2 separate regions of the Homo sapiens genome follow, and region 1 is linked to region 2. Evidence: chromatin contacts called from ENCODE Hi-C or POLR2A ChIA-PET data. All regions are on one chromosome and are shown on one strand. Each heading gives the region's core, a stretch centred on a gene start or an enhancer-like site at or near the end of the contact. The rest is flanking DNA. Distances are from core to core; before and after follow the strand shown. Region 1 holds the start of LINC03125 (long intergenic non-protein coding RNA 3125). Region 2 holds the start of GZF1 (GDNF inducible zinc finger protein 1).

Region 1 (5,521 bases), core at 2,067-4,566, 210 kb after region 2:
TGGGTAAGGAGTTTCAGGGGAGACCTCCAGAGGCCCAGCCTCCCTGGTCTTGGGAGGCCCCCACAGCAAGGGAGGGCCCTCTCTCATGCCCAGTGCCTAAGAAGCAAGGGTCAATTCCTAAGAGTTCTCAGTGGCCACTGCAGAGAGCAAGGCAGAGGCAGGGTGCCTGGAGTGTGTGTGAGATTCCTCCATGGTCAGCACCATCCTTTTTCTCTAACTGAGCAGCCTTCAAGAGTTGAGCCACAGGAAGCTTCAGGGCTGCCTCTGTCCTCCCTGGCCCCAGCAGGGAGTAGGGAAGACTCTGGCCTGACGGGGAGGAAAGGGCAGCAGCTTCTCTGCACCCCGTGAAGGATGTCTCTTTCACTGTGCAGAAAAGAGAGTGGTTTCACTGTGCTCTACTCACAGGAACGGGCCCCTCTTCCTCCTGGGGCAGCCTATGGGAAGAGGGGCAGGCACCTGCCACCCACTGGCTGTCATGGCACCAGAAGGTCACACTCCAGTGGCAGGAGAACGATGGGCACTGCCCCATCCCTCTCTTAGCTTCAAGGCCTGCCCTGGGTGTGAGGGGCAGTACACTGCTGATGGTGCTGGCCCAGTAGCATTGTGCATCCCATGCAGCCCAGCCCTGGCATACAAGCCTGGCACACAGGCACCAGACCTAGCTGCTTCTCCAGTCACCTGCTTGCCTGCTGTGGGGCCTCAGGGCACACTCTGCCCTCACCCATTTTAGGAGCTGCCTCTTCCTCAAAGCCTTCTGAGTCCTCCCCTTCCCTTATGGGTGAGCCCCTCCCTGCCCCTGAGATCTCTGGGGGCACCTGTGCGACTTCTTCCCGAGGTGCCCTATACAACCCCTTGCCTAGTAGATTCAGCTGTGTTTTCTCAGACACCACAAAAGGCTTGTGCATTCTCTCGGGAGCCAGCCCTGGCGGCCTGGCAGGAGGAGCTTGGAGCTCTGTGTGCTGAGGAATCTGGAGCTCGCCCAGGCTCAGGTGCAGGGTTCCATGACAGGCTAACCATGCCTGCTGGGGAGCAGGGGGCACAGCGGAGGGTCAGGCTTTGGGAATCCATGTCCCAGGCCATCGTCACAGCTACACAGCTTTCTTCTTTCCACTTCTCCCTCAGATTTTCTAGCCTTTAAATAGGGTTCCTACAGATGAAGAGAAATGTCCCAGATAGAAACCCCACTGCGGAAAGTGATCCCCTCCCTCTGGGAAATAGAATCTCTGAAGAGGATCTTAGGCAGGATGGCACGCTGTGAGTTCAATCAGCTTTCTCAAGTGTGGATCTCAGGTGAAAACCAGGCCAATTCTCACCACACATCAGGGTCTAGGCTCCGTTTCCTGGCAGTGAGTCAGAGGGGTGACCCGAGGCTAAAGGCAGGATGGCACCTGGTCTAAAAATGGCCATGGTTAATCCTCAGGGTAGCAGCAATGGCATTTTTTGAAGAGTCAGGCCAGGGTAAATAAACTCTTGAGATGTAAATGTTTAGTCTTCTTTATTTCTGCCCATCTTGAGCAGAGCCGGGCCCTAAGCTCTGAGCAGGTTTAAATTCGCACAAGTGATAGGTCCCCCCTGGAGATCCTGCATCCCAGGTGCACTCAGCCCTGGCCTACAGTTCTCCTACAAAAGGCTTGTTCCTAGAGGACATTCACACATCAGAGGGAGAGTTAAGCAACATCATTTATTTGACTCTTCACTCACTTAGCAAACTTCGACTGAGAGAAGAAATTGAGTTTGTTTGGGAGCTGGTCCCAGGGAGCAGGAGGAAGAGGAAGAGTCAGACAGGGAGGAGGCAACACAGGGTGTGTTTCTGGGCCTTTGAAAGCACGCAGATTGCCTCTCAGAATTGTCCCTCTGAAGGACGAGGCCATATGCACTAGCTCCTACCTTGGGGACACTGGTGCCCTCCCCCAAATACCCTTCAGGTGGTGCCTGCACTCAGGCTGAGGAGGAGGATGTCACGGTGTAGGTGCAGGGAAGGGTGCTATCAGGAAGCACAGCTGTGTCCACCACAGCTGGGGGCCACGGGCCTGCACCTCCACACAGGTGTTGGCTGCTGCAGCCTGGGATGGTCCTCTCTCTCCAGCCCCAGGTCCCTGTGGCTGGGCCATAGGAGTCGCTCAGAAGACTTCATCCCAAACTCACAACTACCATCCTCATCTGAACCTTTGGAAGTCATGAAAATGTGGAAGCACTGGCTGGAAGTTAGCAAGCAGGTTATTATCGAGGCAATGGCTTATGCCGTCTTCCTGGGACCTCCATGTGGAGGAAGCCGGGGCTGCAGCAAGACCTCTGTCTTCGCCCTCGCTGTGGGTCTTGGATCTCACCAGAGCAGGAATCCTTTCAGACCATGGTTTCCTGGCTTATTTGTTTTGTAAAAAATCTGCTAAAGAGGGACTAAGAAGATGTGAAAGCCACATCCACGTATTTTAAAAGTTGCACATATTTTAAAAGTTGCACATAGAACAGGGAGGAGCTTGTCCTGTGTATCCCAGAGGATAAAGCTAGGGACAAGGGTGCTCTGTGTGTGTATGTGTGTGTGTGTGTGTGTGTGTGTGTGTTGTTTTGTTTGTGGTTCTCTGTGTCATCCCCATAGGATTTGAGAATGAGGGGAAGTAAAGGAAAACAAAGGAACACTTTAGATTGTCCTCTTGAAAACTCATGGATTTCCAAGCACTGTGCTAGAAGCTGCCACATCAGCATCTTCTGGGAACTTGTTAGAAAGGGAAATTCTTGGGCCCACCTCAAACCCACTGATTCTCATACATGCTCAGGTATGAGAATCACTCTTCTAAATATAGGAAAAGATCTTTCTAACAGATATCATTGACCAAAGTTGCAGTGCCTTTCCTCATGAGGTGGTGAGTGCTACTCTTCTGGAAGCATTCAAGAGAAGGAGTAACCATTAGTCACGCATGTTGCAAAGGAAGTGAACACAACAGGTACAGAGTTCAACTGAAGTCACTTCCTTGGTTGCTCAGTATTTTAGCAAACATTTACTGACCAGCAGTACTGGGCACTGTTCACAGTGACAGGCGACAGGAATAGAAATCCACAGAAGCTCCCCGTTCTTGCCTGCTCCGAAGACTGAAGTCCAGCAGTCTCTCATGCTGTGGGCCCAGACACTGCTCTCTGTCTTGACTGCCAAACCCTGGCTGGCCAAGTGACGATTCACCATCCTTACAACATACTCCAGTCACTGAAGATTCCCCACGGAACCACCACCTTCCTGCTCAGGCCTCTTCATCTATCCAACAGGAGGAGGGGAAAGAGACCATTGACCCAGGACTGCCCTGGCGTGCATGAAGCCCTGAGTGAGGGCTGTGGCAACTTCCCGGCCTGCACACACTGCTGCTGCTTTCTTGGTGCCTATGAGTCATGCCTTGTCACCCGTGTGACATTAATCACTCAGTGGGACTCAGAAATCCAGCAGATGAATTCTGAAACTGAGTTGGGGAGGAGGCCAAATGTCTCATCGTGAGATGAGTCCCAGGGTACAGTCTCGGACAGATGAATATTCTAGATTACAAGGCTTAGCACTTTAACCAGAGAATAAATACAGACTGTGGTTGTTTCCATGTATTTAAAAAAAGTAAATTATGACACAAGTGATGCACATTTGTTCGGGGAAAGTTACAGTACAGATGGGCAAAACCAAAGAAAAAAGTGCATCAGTTCCCCTAAACTCCACCACCCAGAAACAATTGCTATTAACAGGAGGACGTGGTTTACTTCCAATGCTTTTCTGGGCACATATGTAAGTGTGTGTGTGTGGCAGTGCAACCGTGGAATCGCATTGTAAGACTTGACCCTAACACAGCTTTCCATTTAAAGTATATTGTGAATACGTTTCTACGTCAATACATTTAAATGATCAATTTTAAAGCTATCTAGCCCTCTACTGGCATCAATGCAAATTTTCCTCAGATTGTATCACGTTTAAAAAGTTTTTCTAAGATACACCACACACTCTCCTGCCTTCCCTTCCTGTTTTCTAATCCAAGTACAGAAACATGACATTGCTTGTTTCTAGGTGCCTTGGGGTCGCTGTTATTCAGTGAACCCCTCAGGATGTAAAGTTTCAATAAAGAAGCAGTTTGGTAGAGACAAAAGAGCTCCAGATTAGAAATCAGGATAGCTCTGGGCCCCTGTGCACTCAGGCTCCACATGGTTATGCACAGAACCTTCAGAACCTTCAGATTCATCACTAGCAGGATGGGTCCAGGGCGTGGGTCTTTGCTATGAGATCACCTTAGGTACCTCTGGAGGAGCTGGTCACACCAGTGATAACCCTTTGGAGAGGAGAAAGTCAATGGAGGAGGAGAAGACATGCCTCAGAATCACACCCCAGTTGTTGCTTGAAGTGTGGTCAAGGAGCTGCTTATCTCCACCCACACCTCCTCCTGGACACACAAAGGATATACATTCCTGGGCCCAGTTCAGCTCTTCCAAATTGGAACCTTTGTGGGTGAAGCACAAATAACATGCTTTTAAACAAGTACCCCTGAAGTTTGTCACAGAAAGTTGAGCTCATTGCTCCACTCCTAAAATGTCATTTCTCTTAAACATCTGAAACGGTTCTGCTCGGAGAGGCCACCTGTTGACCACTTGCTTGGCTGCTTGGCCTCGTAGGGCAGGGGGCAAGCAGGAGACAGAGGAAAGATCAGGATCGACATTTTTCTTCAGTGTTCCATAGGAAAACCATTCTTTTATGTTTCTCTTTGGCATTTGCAAATACACACCAAAGATTTGCCTCCTGTGAGTTGTTTTTTTTTTTTTTTTTTTGGCGGGGGGTGGGGGGTGGGTAGAATGTCCTTGCCCAGCCCCTTCCTCACTGATTCTTAACCCTTCCCTCTCCCCGGATCCATAGTGCGCTCAGATCCTGACCCTCTGAGACTGCCCAGCCCCGAGACCCGCCACGTCCCCGCAGAACAGTCCATGCAGCGAAAAGATGAGAAACGTGACTGTGAAGCATGGTGCCCTTGATTCGACTGCTTCATTCATTTCAGCAGATGTCACCAGGGCCCTGTAGGGAAGATTGTGCAGATCTGTGTGGTCTAAACAGACAACTTCATGTAGATTGCACTGGATTTATCTTGGCTCTGCCCAGAGGTGATTTGGCTCTGATAGGGAGCCTTCTCATGGAGTGGTTTTGGCCTCTGAGAAGTGGCAGAATTGCTGAGTTCAGCCTGATTGTCCAGGAAGAGCCACATCTTATAGATTCTAATATTTCCTCAAGATCTTGGAATAGCACTGCTATTCACCAACTGATGCTTACTTATTAATTAAACATCTGTTAAACTCTCGATAGGTGCCAGACAGTGTAGTAGGTGGCCATATATTAGAATGAATAAACAGCTGAATCATTGCAGATGAACTTTGTTGCACTTCAGATAATCAAAAACATAATTCAAACTTGTTTAGGAAAATATAATAAATTTCATATGTCGTTTAAATACATAATTAAATAGATAAGATAATAGCTATTCATTACTCACCAAAGATCTGTTTTTTATAAGCA
Region 2 (5,044 bases), core at 1,777-4,276:
TGCTCCATCTCCGTGCCCACCCTGTCCGGGCTTTGGTCCTGGGGACACCTGTAGTCCCCCACATCACCCTCAGCAGTTTTCTGCTGCTCTCGGAGTCTTCTCGTATATTTCTTTTTAGGGATCTCCACAAAGACCTTCCTCCCAGCCAGCCTTCCACTAGCTCTCCTGATTTTAGGGTAGGGAGGTTTAACTACCTCTTTCTTCTTGTCTAGTTTGTCCTTGGACTTCTTCGGTGGCAAATCTGAAGACATGCCATTGCTGGCTCTCTCTCCTGGGTAGTCCAAGGAATCCGTGAGACCACTGGGGTGAGGGCCATCGGTGGCCACACTTGCCCTGGGGGCAGGAGCAGCACTAACTTGGGAGCCACTGCTCACCTCCACCTCCTGAGACTCTGAGAAATTTTGCAACTCCAAAAGTACTGACTCTAACATCTGTTTCTTTAATTGAAAACAAGTTTCTGATAAATCCAAACATTTCAGCTTTTCAGCCACTTCCAGCATTCGCTGCACCCGATCTTCTTCCACCTGTACCTTTGCAGTGTAGACAAACTCAAGAAATGAAGCAAAGTCAGCAACCTGCACTTCATTTAAGTAGACATTAGTCCTAGTACCATCCACACTCTTCTCATTAAGGAACACTTCCTTAAAAAACTTGCTGGTGGCAGCCAGCACTGCCTTGTGGGCCATGAAGTCTTTGCGGACACCCTGATACTCCACGCTGACTGTCACGTCACACAGGTGACCCAGGAGGCGAAGCTCATGCATCTCATGCAGTAGGTTAAATGGGGAGGATTTGGATTCCAGCAGAACTGCACCGCTTTCCATCTTTCTTCCTTCCAAAAACAGCTTTGAAAAAGAAACAAGAATTATGCATGAGCAACCACTGATGCAAAAGGACTAAAATTTATGAGGATTCCTTCAGTACTTGAGAGGATATAGACTCATTAACAACCTAGCTTTACTCAGGTAAAGATTCGAATGACATTTTACTTCTTAGCAGTTTTCTAAAGTGAGGTTCCTCATGCATTTTCCTAAGGTAATAAATTGGCATGAAAAATAGTGTATTCTAAGGTTTCCTCCAGTGATAAACAAATGATGGAAGTTGTGATTAGTGAAATACATTAACACAGTAATTTGCTCACCAAGGTCACTGTCTAATTTGCTTACATAGTCCCCAAAACTGTAAAAGAATTCATGGCAACAATAATGTCTAGTTCTCTGATCAGGAAACCAGATAATTAAAACACATAGCCACCACCATCTGGGAGCAAATCCAAAACCTCAGGGAATCATTTCTGCCTTTGAAAAGAACCAACTAAATAACTACTTTCCATGAGGAAAACTTCTTGGAAAAGTAGTTCACAATTCATCGCCCATTCCCAACATCCTAAACTCCTCAGAATTTGAATTATTGTTACTCTACTGAAATAATGTTAAGTTCCACAGCTTTTACAAGCTGTGCTACTTTGAGCAAGCAACTTCTCTGAACCCATTTCCTCCTCTGAAGAAGGCTGACCGGCTGTTACCAGGGTTCCATGAGCCTGAAACTTGTTGGCTAGTTTATTGGTTTCCCACACATAGGCCAAGGTGCTACAGTGATCCCCATTTCATAGATGAGGACCTATCAAGGTAACAGTCAATGGCTGGTTGGGACATGAGCCAGGGCCTGGTGCCCGGATTCAACTCAGACTACTCAACACACTCTTCCCCTCAGCCTTGCCAAAGGCAAAGGGCTATCTTTAGCCCCTAAATCTTTCCACTGCAGCGGGCATGCAAATTTCACCAACCCCACCTAAGGCCTCCAGATACCGTCACCCCATCGTCATTTCTGCTGCTTTGCCACAAACTCCCTGAATGTGTTTTCTCCCTGCCCTTCAGCTCCTGAATCTACCTTCCTCTTTGATTCCTGTTTCCATCCATCCAAAGCACATGCCTTCCTTCTAGCCTCCTTCGGCCAGACCACAGATGTCACCTCGGATTCAACGTGTCTAGAAAAAAAGTTGTCATCATCTTCCCTGATAAACTAGTCCCACCCCTCTCCCCTTCTCCAGTCTCATCAATGAGACCGCTCCCCACAACTAGCAGTCCCTCAAACATGGAAAAGACTGCCCTCTGGGAGTTCCGCTGTAAACAGGTACCTATGAGGCTTGATCAATGTCGCCTGAAGGAGACGCCCCAGTAAAACTGTGAGAACACTGACAAAGCCTAAGGAAGGGATCTATAAGAGTGGGGCTCTTATAGAGCCACTGGGGTTTCAGTGGTCCCAGCCCCAGCCTGGGGAAACAAGACTGCAGAGGGCTCTCTCAGCCTGATGCCCTGACTTCCCCAGACCTCTGCCAACAGGGCCCTCGAGGAGACCTGATTTCTCAATCAACAAAGTGGGTTCTGAGCGCGATTTCCTATGTTGCTTGGCTACTGGAGTGCAGGCACTGGAGGTGGCGACAGGGCAGTCTGCGGCCGGTGACAGCTGCGTATCCGCCGAATCTCATTGGCATTCCGGCCGCCTCCCAGTGCGCCCGGCATCTGCACCAACGTCGGCGGCCCCTGAATCCCCGAGGCTCACGGGGCCAGAGCCCTTCCAGGAGACGCTGCTACCCGCAGCCCAGTCCACGGCCACAAGGGCCGGGGTTTCCAGTGGGGCTTAAATCCGCCGCTGTCCTCGCCGCCCTCACGGCACCTCCCACCCTTCCCGCGCCACTTGGCCGCCCCAGCGCCCGGACGCCGCTCGGCCACTCCAAAGACGACCCAGAGAACAAACTACTGCAGCCACAGAGAAGCCCCTCCTCGGCCCGACGCGCCGCCTCCCGACGCGGGCATCCGGGGCCGCGTGGATCAGGCCCTCGGGCCGCCCCCTGCCCCCGCTCCCGCATCCCCGAGACGCGCAGGTCCACAGAGCAGCCGGGGCGCGCGGACAAAGAGGCGGCGGCGGGCGGCGAGGGGCCGGAGCCAGGCCTACGGGCCGCGCACTCACCTCCCAGCCGGCGCCCCCGCTGCAGCCGCTGTCCGCTGGACCAGGCCGGTAGGAACGGCCGGCCCGGCTGGGCGTGGCGTAGCACCCTGCGCGGGCACCGCCGATTGGTCGCTGCAGGCCCCTCCCCTCCCGCGGCCGGCCCCGCCCCTGGCGGGGCTGAGGAAGGGGCTGAGCCACACGTCGGGCGGCGGAGCGGTTCGGGCAGTTACCTGATCTGGCCGCGCGACTGACTGGCGACGCCGGATTGCGTCACCCGCCGCATTGCGTCACCCGCCGCGAGCCAAGGCCTGCGCCTGCGCAGGAGACAGCGACGTCTGCGCTGCGGCACGCCACAGGGGGGCGGGGCCAGTCGCGAAAAGTCACGTGAGCGTCAGATTCGCGTGGTCACTTTCGCGTCCATTCCGGGCTTCTGGCCGCAAGGCGCCAGCGCTTCCGGGCCCCAGCAGCCTGCGGTCAGGGCCTGCAGCTGGCTTCCCACTAAGAGCTGCTCACGTCCCCGAGGCCGAGCGCACCCTTAGGGCACGGTGGCCACGCGAGGGACCTCGCGGAAAGCCGGGCTTGGAGCTGGTACTCACCTTGGCTACTAGGGGCGCAGATGCCTCCACGGGCGCTGGAGAACTGGCGCCAGGCGGGGCTCGGCGCGGCGCTCTCCTCTGGGGCGCTTCTTCCGCGGTGCCCCCGCCCTGCTGGGGGGCTCGGCGCGCCAGGAGCCGGGACCGCACCCTGCCGTCTTTACTGCAGGGCTTTATTTCCAGGAGTTCCCATTCGGGCGAAAGCTTTGTTCACTACAGAACTTCCCCAGAGACCCATCCACTCTTCGGGGAAAGCACAATTGATTCCCTAAGATTCGCTGACTCCTCGAAATCTTGCTGTTTCCACCAATTCTTGCTCAATACTAACTAAAGCCCGCTTTGAAACACCTTCCTTGAGTCAGACTTCCAGTTCTCAATAAACTGACCTTGCCTTTTGCTCCCAGCCATTGGTAAAGCTTTGCCAGGTCATGCTGTCCCTTACTGTGGCCAGCAGTTAACTCAGCCTTGTCTTACCGACACGTTGAGTTTGTAATGTTTGGGGACTGTCAGGACAAATACAAATTTAAAATAAGGTTTACTACTTCCTGTTGAAAATATGAGATTTCCCTCCCTTTTTCTTCGAACATTTACTTTTAGAAAATTGGTAATTAGTGTAAGTACTTTTTCCTCTCTTTGAAATATATAAATCCTTTTGAAGACTAGTTAGGCCTTTTTGTGCGCTTTATAACCTAGATATGTCTTTTTCTAGGACCTAGGAGCCATCTCTTTAAGTATCAAGGGAGTTAATGCCCCTGTCTCCCAGTTTTAATGGGGGAGTAGGAGCCTAACTTCAGTGGGCCCTTTGCTCCAACTTACAAAATTATCTCATATCATAAAGATACAAGTTTCTTTTTCCTCTAGATAAAGCCAATTGGCTAACACAGAGGATCATCCCAAATATCAGGTTAGATGAACTGTGTGTGATGAAAAATGCTGCCAAGTTCCCTTGAGAGCTAGTTATTGTTTATCTTGAAAATGTGTGTAATAGATTGCTTGGCTGCACAAAAGAGTGAGATTTCGTTCTGTCTTTGCAGTCTCTTAATGGATTGCCTGTGATGGGTATCACATTCTAGTTTAATGCTTATTCAATTACAAAGTGTTTTCTTTCTCCACTACCTTTCTGAAGAGGGTTGGGAGATTGTACTTTTAATTATATTTCCTGAACAGGAGCCAGCTTCCCACACATAGTAGGTGCTCAATAAATATTTGAAGAATGAATGAGTGACAGAAATCTTTCTTAGGCCGACTCTCTATATTTGCATTCCATGATTTGAAGAAATTGGAATGAACGCAGTTTTCACCCATGGCTCCAGCAGGCCCAGAATCGTGTTTTATGATTTTGTTTTGCATTACAAAAAGGTGGTCAGGCACGGTGGCTCACGCCTGTAATCCCAGCACTTTGGGAGGCCGAGGCGGGCCGATCACTTGAGGTCAGGAGTTGAAGACCAGCCTGGCCAACATGGTGAAACCCCGTCTCTGCTAAAATACAAAAATTAGGCCAG

What was found. Hi-C counts contacts between places; a loop is a spot of excess contacts on that map. ChIA-PET counts read pairs that join two places held with the same protein, here RNA polymerase II (POLR2A). Pooled maps may share reads with other maps.
Region 1: a map of ascending aorta shows a loop between it and region 2 (4-fold over the local background). The contact joins the promoter of LINC03125 here to the promoter of GZF1 in region 2. A Hi-C loop is called at or near these places in 16 of 168 maps with a recorded cell type or tissue (CD14-positive monocyte, HCT116, IMR-90 and 10 more), 4 of 37 single-sample maps with no recorded cell type and 22 of 50 pooled maps. POLR2A ChIA-PET finds 5 or more read pairs at or near these places in 10 of 52 experiments (GM12878, HEK293T, HepG2 and 7 more).

What each region holds. Positions count from the first base shown.
Region 1 is chr20:23,145,898-23,151,418 of GRCh38, reverse strand. It overlaps LINC03125 (long intergenic non-protein coding RNA 3125), which reads right to left and starts at 3,316. Exons shown (of 6, transcript NR_199692.1): 1 at 3,005-3,316. RefSeq lists enhancers at 190-1,173, 2,668-3,867.
Region 2 is chr20:23,360,164-23,365,207 of GRCh38, reverse strand. It overlaps GZF1 (GDNF inducible zinc finger protein 1), which reads right to left and starts at 3,026. Exons shown (of 6, transcript NM_022482.5): 1 at 2,971-3,026; 2 at 1-845. The coding sequence starts at 824. RefSeq lists enhancers at 1,427-1,486, 3,301-3,560 and silencers at 2,741-3,230, 3,651-3,740.